Linked DNA regions of Homo sapiens: region 1 is linked to region 2. Evidence: read pairs that join two places in POLR2A ChIA-PET (ENCODE). Cell type or tissue: Panc1. All regions are shown on one strand. Links, peaks and the distances in the headings refer to the core of each region. The heading gives the core; the rest is flanking DNA.

Region 1 (4,393 bases), core at 174-4,173, 560 kb before region 2:
TGATCGTCCCTCCTTGGCCTCCCAAATTGTTGGGATTACAGGCACGAGACACTGCACGTGGCTATATGCTTTCTTTTATTAGTATTTACTTGGAATATCTTTTTTCCATCCTTGACTTTGAGTCTCTCTTTCTTCTTATGTTTTAAGAGTGCCTCTTGTGAAACCATATAGCTAGTATTTTTTTCTTTTTTTTTTTGAGACAGTCTTGCTCTGTCGCCCAGATTGGAGTGCCGTGGCATGATCTTGGCTCACTGCAACCCCCGCCTCCTGGGTTCAAGCAATTCTCCCACCTCAGCCTCCCGAGTAGCTGGGATGACTCCCACCACCATGCCCAGCTAATTTTTGTATTTTTAGTGGAGTTTGAAAGTTATGTGCACTGGGCCTATTCTTCTAGTTGTTGCTCTAGCTATTTGAACACGCATATTTACCAAAATCTAAAAAATTATCAATATCTCTCCTTTCTCCCAATAATTCCAGGACCTTAAAGACACTTTAACTCTGATGACCCACTTGCAGATAACATGCTATTCTTGTCCAGGACTTAAAACTTTGGTGTTAGATGATGCCGGGGAAAATATTTCCTGAGATTTCATAACCACAAGTAAGCCCCCGACATGAATTTGTGGTTTAAGTTTATGCTAACTATGCAGTCCCCCAAAAAAATCTTAAATTATTTAATTTAGAGTGGTCGCAGGTTGGTAGTGTCCCCAGCAACTTACAGAAGTAAACGCAAATCTTTTCTGGAAGAACCCACCTTCAACCCAGGCCTCAAGGGATTCTCACAGATAAATGTTCAAGGAAAATGATTGGTTCACAGGTATGTGGCATGAGAGAAAATGCACCATGAGTGAGAACCAGCGGAAAGAATAGGCAGCAGAAACAGACTTAAAACATCTAGGAATTGTAATTATCTAACACAGAATATAAAATATCTGTCTTATACGTTTAAAGAAATAAGAAATTCTAAAATAGATAAGAAATTCAAGTCATTTGGGCTTGAATCAGAAAAAAAGAATCAAATAGAACTTCCAAAAATGAAAAATGAATATCATATTGCATTGACTATAAAACAGGATCAATTTTATAAGATGCACCATAATTTTATGTGCCACCTTAGCATTGCAAGATGCCACCAATTGTAAGATGTATCCTGATTTTAGCAGTGTTAAAAATGTGAAAAAAATAGGTTGCAGAATCAATGAACCGTAGCAATTGAAAGGTAAAACTTCACAGATCAATTAAATTGCAGATTAAACTCAGCCAATGAAGAATCAGGTAACTGGAATAAAGACAAAAATATTTTTTACTAATAAATTATCCAGAATGTAGCCCAGAGAGACCACACAATGGAAATATAGCAGAATGCTTATGAGTCTTGGGGGCTAGAATGAGGAGGTCCAGTCAAAAGTTCCAGATGAAGGTAATAGAGAGGAAAAGGGGCAATGTTTAAAAATATAATGGCTGAGAAATTTGGAAAATAATAGAAAGCGAGTGACACTCAGATACAGGAATTCAAATGATTCTCAAGCAAGACAAAACAAAAAAAATCCATACCTGGACTTACGATGATAAAACTGTGGAACATCAAAAGCAAAGAGAAGCTCTTCAAAGAAACCAGGAACAAAGAGAGGTCACCTTCTGAAGAACAGTAAGTCAACAAACATTACCTTTTAGCAGCAAAAATGGAAGCCAGAAGACTGTGGGATAATATTTTCAATGTGTTGAGAGGAAAACAGTAATCAACTTGGAATTTCTATCCCAAAAAACCCTTTCAAGAATGAGAGCAAAATAATTCTTTCTTTCTTTCTTTCTTTTTCTCTTTCTTTCTTTCTTTCTTCTTCTTTCTTTCTTTCTTCCTTCCTTCCTTCTTCTTTCTTCTTTTCTTTCTTTTTCTTTCCTTCTTTCTTCTCTTTCTTTCTTTCTTTCTTTCTCTTTTTTCTTTCTTCTTTCTTTATTCTTTTTTTTCCTTTCTTTCTCTTTCCCTCTCTCCTTTCTTTTTTTTTCTGTCTGTCCTTCCTTCCTTCCTTCCTTCCTCGCTCCCTCCCTCTCTCCCTCCCTCCCTCTCTTCCTCCCTCCCTCCCTTCCTTATTTCTTTTCTTTTTCTTTTTTTCTTTTTTTTTTTTTTGAGATAGGTTTTTGTTCTGTCACCCAGGCTGGAGTATGGTTCTCTGCAGCCTCAAAGTCCTGGGCTCAGTTGATCTGCTTGCTTGCTTCCCGAGTAGCTAGGACTACAGATGCGTGCCTCACCATGCCCAGCTAATTTTATTTTATTTTTGCAGAGATAGGGTCTCCCTGACTTGCCCAGGCTGGTCTCGGACTCCTGGGCTCAAGCGAACTCCTGGGCTCCTCCTGCCTTGGCCTCCCAAAGCACTGGGATTACAGATGTGAGCTGCCATACCTGGCCAAAAATTTTCAAATAAGTAAAAACAGAAACCTTAACTAAAGGAAGGTTTGAAAAGATAGATTTGAAGCAGAGGGAAGATGATTCTAGATACATGGTACATGCATCCAGTAGGAAAATCAAGAACACCAGCATTCTGAGAAGTTCTCTGAGGCAAAACTTGCTTACCACTTGGGTGTCTGTCTGGCTTTTCCTTCTTTTTGGGATCTATAGATTCTTATTTTTGTGCCAACCCAGCAATGGCTTTAGAAAGTTGTTACTAAAAATATTTTCTTCTGCATTTGAGTTCTTTCATTTGGGCAAGATTGCTTAGGTATCTAACCCACCCCACCTGCAGGAAATAAAAGTCCTCCAAAAAAATTTCTAATTTAGGGAAACTCTCCTTCAGTCTATGTGGAGCCCATGTTCCCCGTCCTCATGGTACAATGTGCCTTTCCCTTGTAACACAAACACCATCTATAGTTTTACACTTATCTGGAGTGAGATGGGCTACCATTATGTCTTGGGTTTACCAATTATCTTCATGCTATTTAAATTAATTTTCTACTTACGCCTTTAGAAATGTAAGGGCCAGATATGTGTTGCTTTCTATTTTGTTTCCAGACTTTAGCAAGTGCCTGGAACATAGCAGGTATTCAGAGGACATTTACTGAGTAAATGATTAGGTGAGTAATTAATTATAAGTGAAAAGCCAAAATGAGGTATTAGGTCAAGCATAGCTATGTGTCTCCGCTTCAAATCCAGCCATAAGCTGATAATTGCAGTTCATAAGTATGATAATTGGGTGCTCACGCATGCGTGTGTGAGATGTGTCACCCTCAAACCTTGTTATGACGTCAGCACATTACCCGTCTAACATGAACTTAGAAGAAGCAAAACCAAAAACAAATCCAGCCATTGGAGATGGTGCTTTCAGGGTTGGTGAATTCCCAGAGAACTCTGCTGTCCAATATGGTAGCCATTAGCCACATGTGGCTATTTAAATTTTATTTAAATTAATTAAAGTTAAATACAACTCCAAAATCAATATTCAACCACAATAGCCACATTTCAAGAGGTTAGTGGCTATCCTACTGGGGGGTGTGGACATAGAATATTTCCATTATCACAGAAAGTTCTATTGGAAGCTATGTCATAGAATTCTCAAAACTTCCTAACTGCTTCTCTCTCTCTCTTTTACTCTTATTCTTTCTCTCTCACTCTCTCTCTTTTCCCACCCTTAAGCCAAGTACAGGGATAGTTGTCTCATCATTGGTGGCTTAAAATGATGTTTTTGAACAAGAAGACGCCCCATGGGTACTTTTGGTGACTAGCACTATCTCTGTTTTTTTCCTTTTAAATTCCTGAGCTATTGTTTAGCAGTACACCCTTTTATCTCCATTGCTACTGAAGCTGAATGTTACTTGGGTGGAAAGCATAACTGCTTTCTTTTCTATGTCCTTAAACCCTTTGATAATGTTACTGTTTGAGAGTCCCTGAAGCCAGGATACTAGAAGAGTCTGGCTTGTCTGAACAGCTGAACTACGAAATAATGGAGTAGGGCAGGTGGGTGGGGGAGCAGGGCGTTCTGTCGATAAACGAGCTCCCTTCTTTGCACACATAGCCAGTTAATCGGCCATTCTGAGATAGTTTGGATGGGGAGGGGGAGCTTCTGAGAATCGCCAGTGACAGTTAAGTGGCCTATTGTTGACGTCCTCTGCTGAACGACTTGGTTGGATTCAGCTTCTGCCTTACCCCCACCCCCTGTGGATTTTCTGTTAGATTCATCATTTGCCATTCAGGCATCATCTTTCACTTTCTCCTTCCAACATGACTGCTTTGTGTGCTGGCCCCTGCTTTACTCCTGCTATTCCCAAACTATAAAGGGAACTGTGTGGGGCTTCAGCAGGACTGAGAAATTGACTCTGCTGTCTGTTGAGAACTCTAATAATGACTGCGGTGACCTTCATGTCTAGCAGAAAACCCACTGTCTGTGCTAGCACAATGATGACC
Region 2 (4,393 bases), core at 96-4,095:
CACTGCAACCTCCGCCTCCCGGGTTCAAGCAATTCTCCTGCCCCAGCCTCCCGAGGAGCTGGGACTACAGGCGTGTGCCACCACACCCAGCTAATTTTAGTATTTTTAGTAGATGGGGTTTCACCACGTTAGCCAGGATGGTCTCGATCTGACCTTGTGATCCACTTGCCTCGGCCTCCCAAAGTGCTGAGATTACAGGCGTGAGCCACGGCGCCCGGCCCTAATCATGGCTTTTAAGGGGTCAATGCAAGCCAGGGAAGATGGACAAAAAGAGGAATTACAGAACACAGTATGACACATGTACAACTGGGTAAGCAGAAAGGGCTGTGGAAGCACCCAAGGGGCACCTAGCCCAGCCCTTAGGAGTCAGCAGAGGCTGCCTGGTGGAGGTTTCATCTGAACAGGTGCTCTGAAGGGACAGTAGCCATTGGCCAGGAAGAGGGAAGGAAGAGCTTCCAGGCAGAGGACAAGCATGATGGGCTTCATTTGGCTGCACCAGAGATCAACAAACAATGGTAAGGATGGGGGGAGTCCTGAGAGGTAAGACCAGATCATGAAGGGTGTCTTGAGCCCTGTCAAGACATGATGAGGTCAACCAAGCAACAATAACATCACAAGACAACAGGTTTCTTTCTGGGTCCTGACAGTGTATGTAAGTTATGCGGCTTGAACTTACTGGACGGCATTAATGAGCTTCTATTCATGTCTAATAAGGAAAAAAGAGGGTTCTATCATGGGTTATGCCACATTTGTTTTTCTTGGTAGTTGGGACAGTTGCTTTGTTAATTGCCTTTTTTGAACATACTCTCCTATACCCACAGCACATTTGCTGGAGTCATGGGGGTGGGGTGTGATAATCTGCACTATTCATGAGCTGTGGCCAGGTGATCCAGCACAAAGATGCCCAGCTGTGGGGAATACATTCATTCTTCCCTAACACATTAAAACCACAACCAAGGAAAGCTGGCTGAATAAAACTGAGTGGCCCCAAGGATACAAACACCTCCAACACGAGTCATTTATTTATGAAAAGTGAATAGGATACAAATTAAAAGCTTGGGCGCAGGAGCCAGACTGCTGTGACTTGAATCCTGGCTCCTCCATTTCCAACTTCCCCCAGCCTCAGTTGTCTATCTGTAAAATGGGTCTCATAGTAGGATCTGCCACACAGGATTGTGTATTAAAAGAGATAATCAATATCGAGTATTTGGCACAGTGCCTGGCACATGGGGCTCCCAACACATGGTGTTGGTGGTGTTCCTATTTGTTGTTTTTCTCTTGTAGCAATGCTGAATCCAGTCTGCTCCCACTTACAGTTTACATGATGGAAGAATTAGAGACTTGAACACAGAAATGAATTATCCCTGTTAACCCTAACCCCAGAACATTGAGGCCACAGGAAATACAACCGCAGTGACCTGGACTTCTGCGTTAGTCATGATCAGTACGTATTAGGTCACAGCTAGTCTACGCTTTATCACATGGTGGTGACATTCCAGTTTCATATGAGAGGGCTCTCAGTTAAGTAAGTGCACTAAAAATGCATACTGGAAAACACCCGTGATCTATCTAAAACATTGTTCCAGTGCCCTCGTTTTTTTGTTTTGCTTTGTTTTTTTAAATCCCAGAGAGCAATACCATAAAATATTTCATTAGACCTTTTTATTCAAGATCCATCTTAAAAAGTTGAGGCTGTACCTCAAATATCTTTTATTTTCCTTGCTGACTTGTTACATGACCCCCACTGGCCTGTGAATATATCCAAAGATTTTTCTGTGTTTTAATCTGAACTCACTTTGAAGCTATTTATATGTTTGGCATGGTAACACAATGGAGGTAATAAACACCATGCAGGTCTGACTCAGCTTTGAAAGCAGCTTTCTGAGTGACACCTTCCTCAGGATTCCCTGAGCTAACTTTATGGGATCTGGTAAGTAACTTCATATTCACTCCATAGCACTTACGATCTCCCAATCATTTCCTGCAGATCTAGCCTGGAAGCTAAATTTTAAAACTAGCTGTGAATTTAGAAGATGATTCATAAGCTCTGTGCATACCATGGTTATGACTGGTGGAAGGCAGAGATTCTTACATCAGTCTTCTTTACATTTTAACAGCAAGGAAAATAACAGGTTAGAGGAGTACTTTGTATCTACCCTCCCTTGCTTCCGGCAAATTAATGAAAGCCAAATAAATTGCAACACTTTGATATCTGTGTCTCTGTAACGTTAAAGACAGCCCTGGGCTGCGAGAGATGAACGTGGTAGAGCACCTCCGGGCCAGCTTCCCAGTGGAGCAATGGTATTGGAGAGGTGGACAACGTGGGGAGGCTGAGGGAGCTAGATCTTCGAAGGCAGAGAACAACACGGTGTGTCAGGCAAGCCACAAGCTCTTTTTGCAGCATAAAAGCAAGAGGGGAGAGTGGCAGGGGAAAAACTCAGGTTATTTATTTTTTTTTTTTTTCTGAAAACCACTTGCTGAAATAGAATGCCTCTTCTGAATACTGATGTCATTAGACTATCAATTTAGGTTATATTAAATTTTTTCAGGATAGCTATCCTTAAATTTCAAAGCATTTATTGGCCAGGTTTCTAAAGTGTGATAGCATCATTCACCAGGAAGCAGGGAATTTAGAATCGAGGTGACACCGGACCACAGAGTGAGTCTCTGGTGTAGAGGCAGGAATATGCTCAGTAAGGTAGCTCGTCAGCCGTAAGGCTGCCCAGGAGTGAGGCTTCCTCTGCAGGGTCTCACGGGTGCCTTCTCATGCCTTTTACTGGAGCCATATCTAATGACTTTAAAAGGTTAACCCTGGATCTGTTCTGGTGAACTTCATCCATGTTTGTAACATCCTAGAAAGTATTTATTCTGAGAAGCTGAAAAACAAAAAAAGATCTTCCCAGATTTCTGAAAATGGGGTGGATACTGACCTACATTCAGTGTTCTAGATTAAAATCACAGATTTTGGATAGAGAAAGTATTCTCTGTAATCTAATAAAACCAACTTTTTTTTTTTTTTGAGAAAGAGTCTCGCTCATGGCCCAGTCTAGAGTTGCAGTGGCACGATCTCGGCTCACTGCAACCTCTGCCTGTCGGGTTCAAGCGATTGTCCTGCCTCCTGCCCCAGCCTCCCAAGTAGCGGGGATTACAGGCATGTGCCATGACGCCCAGCTAGTTTTTTGTATTTTTAGTAGAGGGGGGGGGTCTTGCCATGTTGCCCAGGCTGGTCTTGAACTTCTGACCTCAGGCGATCAGGCCATCTTGGCCTCCCAAAGTGTTGGGATTACAGGCGTGAGCCACCACGCCTGGCCAAAACCAACATATTTTATGGATAGGAAATTGAGGCTTAGATGGGGGGGAAGAAAAACATTACACAGATTAAACCACAGCTAATGTCAGGTGGTGACCAAAGCAAGTCTTTTATTGCAGGCTGGGTTTTTCCATGTGGCTGGTTGTATGCTGCACCAAGAGGCAGACACAGTAGGCCAGTTTCCTGTGCAGACCCAGCTGCAATCCCATCTCTAAGCCAGGATGCTATTAGGTCTCAACAACCCATGGGAATTTAGGGTGCTCATGATTTAGGCTGGAAAGAGGTGACTAAGCTCCTTGATCTAAGGTCTATGCAACTGGCCACTCACTGCGGACCAGGGACATTCAATGCCAGACAGCGGTAGGGCTGGTCTGGGGCGGCAAGCCAGATCCTGGGCAAAGCAGCCTTTCTGCTAAGGGTTCCCTGGCAGACCACGACGATGGCCTCTTGCAAATGTGACCTGACGGTGGCAAAAGTCTTCTTTCAAAGCCCATTCCTAGGGCCTGCTCTTTCCCCAGCACTGTCCCCCAGGAAGCCCCCTTGCTAGCCATATTCATAAAGTTAAACGACTAAAACATGTTTTGGAAAGTAGTTTCTCTTGGTATTTTAGTGTGTTGTTTACTCTCTTACTGTACTAACAATATAAATTGCTAAAGGCTTCCTGGAAATCAAAACTGCAAATTAGAGAAAAATAGGGTTAGAGAAAATGTCTTTGATAGTCCACTTTGAAATTCAAATAATGATTTGAGAAGTTTAAGAATTATTACGTGAATAGATGGTAAAGTGACAGAATATTAATTATAGAATCTAGCCAGTGTATTTTTCATAATAAAATATTGGAAAAAAGTATTACCGCATCTTCTGTGCATACCAATATCCAACAAGTTCATGGGCTCCTACCGCTGGATATAATAGCAAAAAGTCTTGAAATATAAAATAAAGGAAGCACCACAAATTAAATAGGGAAAGATACATGACTCAAAACATGATGGGGGATTTACTTTGTGAAACAAAGTCCATTTGGATCTTTGTTTCACACTTTTTTTTTTTTTTTTTTTAAAGACACAGGGTTCTTGCTCTGTT

What was found. Peaks named below come from ENCODE experiments on the same cell type or tissue, not always from the same donor. Only the 100,000 strongest peaks of a DNase experiment are listed, where the experiment ranks them.
Region 1: POLR2A ChIA-PET joins it to region 2 with 5 read pairs; 2 of 35 experiments call an interaction of 5 or more read pairs at or near these places.

What each region holds. Positions count from the first base shown.
Region 1 is chr7:130,341,260-130,345,652 of GRCh38, forward strand. It overlaps CPA5 (carboxypeptidase A5), which reads left to right and starts at 3,557. Exons shown (of 13, transcript NM_080385.5): 1 at 3,557-3,946. All of the region lies in intron 1 of LOC105375503 (a long non-coding RNA gene), which reads right to left. LOC124901837 (small nucleolar RNA U13) reads left to right here and starts at 3,156; the gene lies at 3,156-3,259. In Panc1, for the core only: no CTCF peak of the experiment used is centred there; no DNase peak of the experiment used is centred there.
Region 2 is chr7:130,902,320-130,906,712 of GRCh38, forward strand. All of the region lies in intron 6 of LINC-PINT (long intergenic non-protein coding RNA, p53 induced transcript), which reads right to left. Among named protein-coding and RNA genes, the nearest start is that of LINC00513, 8.9 kb to the right of the region's middle. RefSeq lists an enhancer at 1,073-2,272. In Panc1, for the core only: no CTCF peak of the experiment used is centred there; DNase peaks (open chromatin) are centred at 712, 1,452, 1,912, 3,410 and 1 weaker place; H3K4me3 peaks cover 2,085 bases; H3K27ac peaks cover 4,000 bases.